Regions from separate parts of the Homo sapiens genome. Here regions 1 and 2 are each linked to region 3. A link is a contact called in ENCODE Hi-C or POLR2A ChIA-PET data. All regions are on one chromosome and are shown on one strand. Each heading gives the region's core, a stretch centred on a gene start or an enhancer-like site at or near the end of the contact. The rest is flanking DNA. Distances are from core to core; before and after follow the strand shown. Region 1 overlaps EFNA5 (ephrin A5). Region 2 has its middle 300 kb from the start of EFNA5. Region 3 overlaps EFNA5 (ephrin A5).

Region 1 (2,891 bases), core at 4-2,503, 38 kb after region 3:
TAAAGTCAGTTATGTGCATGTAGCAAATCAAGTTCACAAGGCTTGAAGTGAGTTCATCTCAGCTCAGAAATTCATTGAACAGCAGTGTGAACATCCATGTGTCACTTTTTTCACACTAACTCTCATGAATAAGACATATACTCCCTCAGGAACCCGTGGTTTTCCTAATGAATTGGAGTCACCTATGTGTACTGTATTTGTGACATGCACATTTGCAGTTGAGGTCCACAGGAAGGACACCATTTCCTGGATCAAACCGCAGAGTGCAAATATTGTGCCCTAAATAACACACTAGTTACTGTAAATGTCAGTAGAGGGAGTTTTTCTGGCTATGATTTAATGAAAGCCTACAGCAAAGCCAGCTGTTAGCACTTCTTAACTGCTTGTCAGAGCAACCAGGGGAGATAGGGAGGACCAAAAACACTTTTTCTCTACACTTTTGTTTTAAAATTAAAGTAGTTTTCAACAGGTGTTGAATAGGGACACTGGGGACCCTATACTACTTGACATTATTTAGTTGGTGAATTTAGAAGTTCTCCTCCAGGAGGGTTACTTGGATCTAGAATTACATAAGGAGACTGTGTAAAATTTGTTTGGAAGTTTGTATATTGAATCCTCTCACCTGCAAAAGAAGCATTTTTGTGTTCTCAGCTCCCCATGAGGAATAATTTAAAAATAAAAATAAAGGAGAGAGAAGACACACCAAATGCCGATCCCTCTTTGTCACTTTGGGTATTGCCAAACTAATTGTAAGCCATGTGTGATTTGATTGATGTCATCTGCTTTTTCTGAACAAAGAAACCACTTGAAGCAAACACATAGGGAGGAAAGTATGCGACGCTCGTTTCTGTAATTTTTGTCATTTCTAGGATGCATTAGTAAATACATGTGGTTGTTAAGGGCCTTACTGCCCTTGGAAATTCCTTTGACATTTTGCTGTGTGTACACAGGGGAGATAATCTTTCAACCATAGGGAAAGTTTACAGTCTTATTATCTTGAAAAGGAGAAGAAAGTTTCTTCCTCAAGTGATTTATAACTTGAAACATGCTGTCATGTTTTGGTAAGCCCACTTTATTAATTCCATCCTTCTCTGTGGCAAATTGAAAAAAAAAATACATGTACCGTTGCAACATAGTACTTTCTCAATAGCATATTGTACTTATAATAGCATGATGGAAGTTACCGGGCTTGGGTTAGTCATATAGAATGCAGAGCCAAGTTCTGAGTAAAACCTCTAATTGAATTACCTGCAAAAGCACTGACAGACAAGCTTTCAGTACAGACAAAGCTCTGCTTTCCCCAGCAGAAATAGGTCACGTTTAAGTCTGCCTTGTAACTCTCTGTTATTGGTTTTTGCCGGCACTTTCACCTTGGGCCTCTGTTGGGCCCCTTTTCCTGCAGCAGAGGAGGAGCGGCTCTGTGAAAGCTGGAGGGCTCACACATTATCCTCTCGATTTAGAGAAAATTGATAACAGATCAAGTTAAATGGAAGAGACTTTGAAATAAAAATCCAAAGTATTTCTTCACAGATTACTCACATTCTTGCATGATTCTTTTATTGTATTGAAAAGAGAAACTCAGGATATGAAAGTAGCCTTTCTATAGCAGTGAGACCTGAAAAGTACTGTTTGTTTTAATTTGGAGGAGGAATTAGAGAAAGTTCCTGTTGTTCAAGTCAGGAAAGAATTTATTGTTCATCATTTGTATGTGAAAATGAAGAGTAATATGTTGTTGTTCTCTTCTTTCTTTCCTGCTCTCTCTCTGTGTTACCCACAGCCTCTGCAATCCCAGATAATGGAAGAAGGTCCTGTCTAAAGCTCAAAGTCTTTGTGAGACCAACAAGTAAGTTCACTAGAATGAGCTTCAGAGGGTGGCTTCACCGCGCATGCTTTATTGTGTGGTCTGGTTCACGGCGGTAAAACTTTTTTTTACTGTTAAATCTTGTGTGGTATCTGTTTTGTATATCAACATTCATATTTTAGTTTTCATCATATTTTTTCTCATTCTTCATGATGCTTTTACTTAAGTACACAGCAGTTGCTAACTTGTTGTTTCTTAGACTGTTGTACATGCAGAGCAAATGGGAACAATATTGGCATTTGGAACATGCCATTGATTGTAAGACAATCTACATAAAAAAAGAAAAAAAGGAGAGAAAGAAAAAAGAAAGAAATGGGAGTTTAAGGGTGTCTTCACTAACATATTTGGCTGTTATCTCTATTTTTGTTATAGATAGCTGTATGAAAACTATAGGTGTTCATGATCGTGTTTTCGATGTTAACGACAAAGTAGAAAATTCATTAGAACCAGCAGGTTAGTATGCTTAGAGAATCTCTTTTAACAAATGCATCTATTTCTCTGGTGCTTCCGTATTTTTTTCCTTTCTTCTTCTCTGCATGTTTGCATGTTATAGTTGTTGTTCTGCTTTTGCTCATTGCTAGCGATGCTAATATGACTTATATTCTACCTCATTCCTCCAGTATCTTTGTGCAATGCATGTTAGGTAAAATAAAATTTTCTTTTTTGGAATGGGTTTGAGCTAATGCAGTATCCTAATATAGAAGCCCCATCGGAATGCTAAAATCTCACTGCCTTTTACCATATCCTCAGAGCATGCTGGTGAATCACTGTGAATATTAAAGGATCTGTTTTCATGTAAGACACAAAACATTTCTATGTATATGTTCATAAAATTTTATTTTTTATGTCCAAATCTGTAGATAAAAGTAATAAGACTATTGCACAAAATAGAAACTAATTCAACATACTTAGTTTTCTCTAGAAATTTACATGCATCATTGAACTGACCTAAGGAACTTTATTTTATTTAAATATTTTTGCTATTGTCAATAGTAATTGGTCTGGAGAAGTATAATCACATTGCCACCAC
Region 2 (2,990 bases), core at 467-2,966, 60 kb after region 3:
CAAAAGGGGGCACAGGGTGTAGGCTCTTTTCTTCCACTCTCTTAATCTATATCATCAGCTAAAATAGGCGTTTATCCACACTTTGTGCCTAAGCTCATGGCCTCCCCTGGAGGTGCAGGAAGCTCAGAGTGATAGACAACACCATTGTAAAGTGACCTTCCACTTCTAACAGCAGTATTTATTTCAGCCTTGGATCTCCAGCAGAAGTAGCTGCTTTGCCTTTTCTGAGCCAACTACTAATTAAAAAACACTTGGTGGAGGAAAAAGTTGCTGGGTCCTCTCTCTGGAAGCTGATGACTATCTCCCAGGCCACCAACTTCAACTTGGGGAGGGCCTTCAACAGAATTTTCTAAAAGGCAAATGTTAAAGTTGCCATCCCCACCAATATTTTATGTATTGAAGACAAGTAATTCCCAGTGTGACTCTGCCGGTCTCTGGCATTTCAGGATGCTCTGTGTGTCCCAGGGCTTGGTCCCCAGCAGCCTGCCCTGGGAGCATTATGCCTCCTTACACACAAAACCTGGCAGTGACTCCAAAGAGAGCCATTGACATAAAGGGGGTTAAGTGGAGGAGTTCTGGGTTAGCTGCCGCCTTTGGCTTGGGTGGTTTACTCATCAAGTGAGGCGAACATTCCCTGACCTCCCAAGATCATTCATTCATTTATTCAGTAAATATTTATGAAGCACCTACTATGTGCCACAAGTGTTCTAAACATTTGTGATACGTACATGAACAAAACAGACAATGGTCTATTCTCAAGAATCTTACACACTGGTAGGTTTCCTGCACAGCAGGTTTTAATGAAATTGGCAGGCAGGGATATCGGACTGTGTGAGAATATTGGTGAGGAATCTAGCGATGGAGAGTAAGTAAAGGGATCATAAGGGCCTTCTGATGCTGGGCATGCTTTCTCTGCACCGAATTTACTCTAAATGAGTTTCCAGATAAGAAGTGTTTTCCCATGAATTTGCATCAATAGATTTAAGACAGAATATATTTAATAAAACGAATAAGTAAGTGGTGGATCATTGGTAAAGTGACCCAGGCAATAAGGACATAGAACTTCCACATTTATCTCGGTAACAGGCTTGCTTTATGTGGTAGATATAAAAAGTCCAGAAAAGTTGCATGGAAATCAAAGGATATTTTTAAAGTCCTTAAAGAATGTGTGAGTGCGTTTGTCTTATATAGAATTACACGGTGAATTCTTTTGTTAAATAATGACGATGTCTTGTTTTATTTCCACTGGGAATTTGAGTTTCCATATACTGCTTTTTATACACAGACATAAATGTCCACTCTTCATTAACTATCCTTGGATTGAAAATCGTTAATAAGCCATAACATTGCCTAATATTTGGTTGACACCTTGTGTTGGGGTGTGCGCATCCATGCTCTTAAATCTACTGATGCAAATTCATGGGAAAACAATTCTCATCTGCAAACTCGTTTAGAGTAAATTAGGTGCAGAGAAAGAATGTCCAATATAAGAAGGCCCTTATGATTCCTTTACTTGCTCTCCATCCCTAGATTCCTCACCAATATTCTCACACAGTGTGACATTCCTGCCTGCCAATTTTATTAAAGCCTGCTGTGCGGGAATTTCCTTTCTCTGCTTTACTAGCTACCAAGACAACCCCGTCAACGTGATTTTTCACACATTTTCTCTTCCTGTGTTCCGCATCTCAGTGAAATTTCATCTCCCTGACTCACTGTTAAGTGTTTCTCATCTGAAATCACACTCACTCGTAATCTCACATAAAGTGCAAAAAGAGGAAGTTACAAAAGGAGAAAGACAGACCAAAGTCCTTCTCCTTCCAATGATTCAGACATTAAGCAAAAGCTACGTGGGAATTGTCCAGTCAACCAAGACTAGCAACTGAGCACCAACATCCACAGAACAGAAGATTAGGCTTGGTGTACCACACTCCGCATGCCACAGTACTTGTCCCTTAAGGGAGCACATACATCTGTCTAGGTATTCAAATCTGAGGAACCGATAATAGGTGTTTCATAGACCAAAAGAGTCATTGCAAACTGGATTCCCACAGGATAGACCCTGCAGTGCCTCCTCAGGCAATTAGAAGCAGAGCTAGAGGAGGGACAGCCAGAAGGAACGGAGGCAGAAGACAGGAATGAAGAGGAAGAAAACTCATAGAACAGAGGCTGAGAAGTGGCTTTGGAAGGAAGTTCCCTGCCCGTGCCACCTTACTGTCAGAAAAACCTCAAAAAAGTCTCTTAGAGGAAATAAGCAGCCTCCTATTGTTTATCACAAAAAGCAAAAAGCTTTAATACCACCCAAAGCTGAGGTCATGTAGGTACATTCTAATTCCAATATTCCCAGCACCTCCAACAATATGTTTATGCACATGTCCAGTAATAGCCACATCATCACAATGTTAGGACTAGGAGCTGGAACCTGAGTCTGACTTGCTTCTGACCAGTGTGTCATGGTTACACTTGGTCAGTTGGAAGTCCTTGCATTGCATCAAGAGCTATGTGTAGCGCTTAGCTATACATGAGTTCTACTATCGAGGACTTGGTATCTAAACTATAGATCAAACACCTATGATGGAGACTGGAGGAAACTGATCAAAATAGGCTGTTTGTGTGGTTATGTGTAGTCAGAAGTCAGGTGGAAGGAAGACTTCCTGGTTTCTTGTTCCTTTTATCTTAATTCACAAAGGAAGCATGGGAAGGGATGCATGGGATGAGAGGGGAAAAAAATACAGGAATTGAAACCCTAAGGCAATCATGACATGTAGAGACACATCAGTGGTCATCTTTGTTGATTATTTCCATCATCAGGCATGCAATTACTTTCTAATGGTGACCATCATAGCATAGAAAGTATTAAGGTCCTGGGAAAAACAAATGTGAACCAAAAACCTATGTAGAAAATACACACACATTTTAAAGGGGAAGTTAATCAATTAACCAAGACAGCACTAAGTAGTACTACAATGGCTAACTGGTTTCAACCTAACTGA
Region 3 (3,207 bases), core at 686-3,185:
AAAGAGTGATATTTAATATAATATTTAAAATGAAAGCAAAGCACTTAGTTTGTAGGATATTTTGAAACAAATATAATGGAATCTCACTGTAAAATGGCTTTTTGTGGCTTAGATTGGGAACTGCAACATTTCAAACCATGCCCCAAATCATAATGGCATTCAGTAAGAACTTACTATACTAGATGCTTTAGCTCCAAAATTATTGAATGGCTTAACCACTGATTCCAAGCAGAAAGCCCTTTCTCTATGAATTATCACATTTTTTTTTCTTTTTCTAACAGATTCCAGAGGGGTGACTACCATATTGATGTCTGTATCAATGACTACCTGGATGTTTTCTGCCCTCACTATGAGGACTCCGTCCCAGAAGATAAGACTGAGCGCTATGTCCTCTACATGGTGAACTTTGATGGCTACAGTGCCTGCGACCACACTTCCAAAGGGTTCAAGAGATGGGAATGTAACCGGCCTCACTCTCCAAATGGACCGCTGAAGTTCTCTGAAAAATTCCAGCTCTTCACTCCCTTTTCTCTAGGATTTGAATTCAGGCCAGGCCGAGAATATTTCTACATCTGTGAGTATATAGAGATTTATCGTGTTGTAGGGCAGCTGCAAGAACCCAGACTAATTTTTTACCCATGTTTCAGAGAATTGCAGAGAGCTGGACTCTGCATTACAGATATCTCCTTGTAAATGCGTACATCAGGATCCCTAGATACATTAGCTGGGAATTGAGAGCACAAATTAGATTAAAGACAGAGCGCGTCTCCCCCTATGAAATTACGTGTCAGCCTGTTCACTGAACCACTGCTGACTTGTATTTTTTTTAAATGAAAATTGCCAGGACTTCTCCAAAGCTCAGGAAAAGAAAAAAAGACTCCTGAAAAAAAAATTAAAGGAAATAATTAAATTTACATAGCTTGGAGTCATTGGATTTCTTATTCAGGTGTCAGCAATATCCTTTCAATCTTCCACATTTTCAGTGGAGGAAGCCAAAACTCCTGGACATGTCAGCATGTTGACGATAAATACTCTCTTTGCAGCAAGGAGAAAAGATAATTATTAAGAGTAGCTCTGTCTTTAAACAGGAAAGACTTGTGAAGAAGTGTCTAGAAGGGGTTCCAAGGTAACTGGTATGAGCGAGTTTCCGACCTGTGAGCATTGAGTGACTCTGTCCTGGGAGAGCTCTAAAACTTTCTCAGTAGACTTCTGTATTAATCAGAATGCCTGGCCTTGTTTCTTCTCCATTATATACCCATCACTTCTTCATACCTCCTACTATCATATGTTATAGGTAAATGCTTCTCAAACTTCACCGTGCATAGTGTTATCTGGGGATCTTGTAATGCATTCTGACTCAGGAGGTCTTAAGGCAGGGCCTGAAATTCTGGATGTATGAAGCTCCCAGATGCTGCTGCTGCTACTGAACTGTGGACCACACTTTGAGTAGCAAGATTATAGGTGGTAGCTACTTTAAGCAGCTTGTTGTGTATCTGGACTTTAACTAGTATTTATATTTAAACTATCTGGCCTTTCCCATGTATTCTCACTGTCAACTGAAGAGGTTAAAAGTTTACTTGTTAAAAAATACATTTATTGGACAGCTTAATCTGAGCTGAGAAATGCTGGGGGATGCAAGATGAAAAGATATTCCCTGTTCTTAGGGAGTGACCTTTCACTGGGGAGCAGACATGTAAATAGGCAATTAAAGTATAAGTCGACAATTGCTGATGATGAAGATAAATTCAGGGAGTAGTGAGAACATGGAGAAAGTTGTGCCTCACCTGCTTGGAAGAATCAGGAAATGCAACCACACACAGTGGGTAGAGATCCAAGTTATACCACTCAGTATGCTTAGCATCGACTTTCACCCCAGCTTGCCAGACAAACAAGAACATTCTTTTTTCTGACTCATTTCTTCAGTCCAAATGTCCCTACCCACTCACAACTTACACGGTTTAAGTCTACAGGGATTTCTAGCTCCTCTCCTTCTCCAGAAAACAGAATTTTATAATAAGTCAGATTTCACCATCACAATGATAACTGTCACTTATATTGGAATTGAATTTAAAAAGGAAATTGAACAGTACCAGTTTTATTATTTCAGTACATATTTCAGTCATTAGTCATGAGAAAACATGCAAAAGCCTTGATACTATCTCACATTTGATCCATAAAACAAGAAAAGGAATATTGAGTCCCACAGATGCAGGAAGCACTGGCATACAGTGAATTCACACTTCTCAGGCAGCATGTTCTTGACTTTTATTGCTTTTTTACTTTGTGAAAGAATCTCATTCAGCATATGAGAAAAAGGAAAGAGGAGGACTTCATTTGTGGGACAGCAACTCATTAGTTGTCTCACTGTAAAATACTATACCAATGTAAGAGAAAATTCTTGCTAGTTTTGAAATTTTCTTACTGGCTTCTCAGATTAAAAAAACAACAGCAAAAGCAAAAATCAAAAATGAATAGAGAGCACCAAGATGAGGAACATACCCACTAACTAACTAGTTGATTGCCTGATTATTAGAAATTATAGAATTCATTCAGCTTCATAAGCAAGATGTTATTATTCAAATATACCCATAGCGCTTATGACTGGTTTTTCCTCATTTGTGGTTAAATTCAATATTTCACTAAAAATCATTATGTGACTTCTATAACATTCATTTAACGGAGTCATTTAACTGTCAAGGGCTTCCGTCAAAGTAATTGTTCCAAAATGCTTCAAAATATGAAGAGCTTTTTGCTGTTCAGCTGAGTTTAACTTGAATTACTTTTTTTAATGAAAGGTAAAATAGCACAAAATTAGCAGCAAAAAGATGTTCATTAACAAGAAGCACAGTGGCTTGGTGTTCAGTTAAATTGAATTTTCAACCATGTTTTCGACCCGCAAAGGCATCCTTCCCTGTCTTTTTAGTAATGAAAGGGTTTCTTCTCTTCCACCACTGCAGTCAGGAGCAGCAGAGCTAACATGGTTGTCTTACAGACGTTTAATGTACTGTGGTCATAATTAAACTAAAGGATTCTTAGGGGAGAATTGGCCCTCAGTTGAATTTTCCTCTTCCCTAATGTGTGTGGAATGAACAAGATGATTGGGAAATAGCTATTTTCACACTTACTACGTTACAAGATGCTCTATTGCTGATCTCAGGAACAAGCTTCACTGCCCACCAGTCAATTTTACAGAATGTTCTTGCTAGG

Evidence for each region. A loop is a pair of places that touch in the nucleus more often than their neighbours do. ChIA-PET counts read pairs that join two places held with the same protein, here RNA polymerase II (POLR2A). Pooled maps may share reads with other maps.
Region 1: a loop to region 3 is called in a map of PC-9, with 8 times the contacts of the local background. The contact joins two enhancer-like sites. A Hi-C loop is called at or near these places in 6 of 168 maps with a recorded cell type or tissue (Calu3, MCF 10A, PC-3 and 3 more), 3 of 37 single-sample maps with no recorded cell type and 6 of 50 pooled maps. POLR2A ChIA-PET finds 5 or more read pairs at or near these places in 6 of 52 experiments (GM10248, GM12878, MCF 10A and 3 more).
Region 2: a loop to region 3 is called in a map of chondrocyte, with 2.6 times the contacts of the local background. The contact joins two enhancer-like sites. A Hi-C loop is called at or near these places in 1 of 168 maps with a recorded cell type or tissue (chondrocyte), 2 of 37 single-sample maps with no recorded cell type and 1 of 50 pooled maps. POLR2A ChIA-PET finds 5 or more read pairs at or near these places in 2 of 52 experiments (GM12878 and WTC11).

What each region holds. Positions count from the first base shown.
Region 1 is chr5:107,386,658-107,389,548 of GRCh38, reverse strand. It overlaps EFNA5 (ephrin A5), which reads left to right. Exons shown (of 5, transcript NM_001962.3): 3 at 1,778-1,843; 4 at 2,234-2,314. Among named protein-coding and RNA genes, the nearest start is that of EFNA5, 280 kb to the left of the region's middle. Within about 2 kb of position 1,253, at least 9 of the 41 ENCODE cell types and tissues checked have a DNase peak (open chromatin) inside an H3K27ac peak, as active enhancers do; they include PC-3, PC-9 and endothelial cell of umbilical vein, where a contact is called at or near this core.
Region 2 is chr5:107,364,642-107,367,631 of GRCh38, reverse strand. No RefSeq gene overlaps it. Among named protein-coding and RNA genes, the nearest start is that of EFNA5, 300 kb to the left of the region's middle. Within about 2 kb of position 1,716, at least 5 of the 41 ENCODE cell types and tissues checked have a DNase peak (open chromatin) inside an H3K27ac peak, as active enhancers do.
Region 3 is chr5:107,424,584-107,427,790 of GRCh38, reverse strand. EFNA5 (ephrin A5) reads left to right here. Exons shown (of 5, transcript NM_001962.3): 2 at 282-574. Among named protein-coding and RNA genes, the nearest start is that of EFNA5, 240 kb to the left of the region's middle. Within about 2 kb of position 1,935, at least 6 of the 41 ENCODE cell types and tissues checked have a DNase peak (open chromatin) inside an H3K27ac peak, as active enhancers do; they include PC-3, PC-9 and endothelial cell of umbilical vein, where a contact is called at or near this core.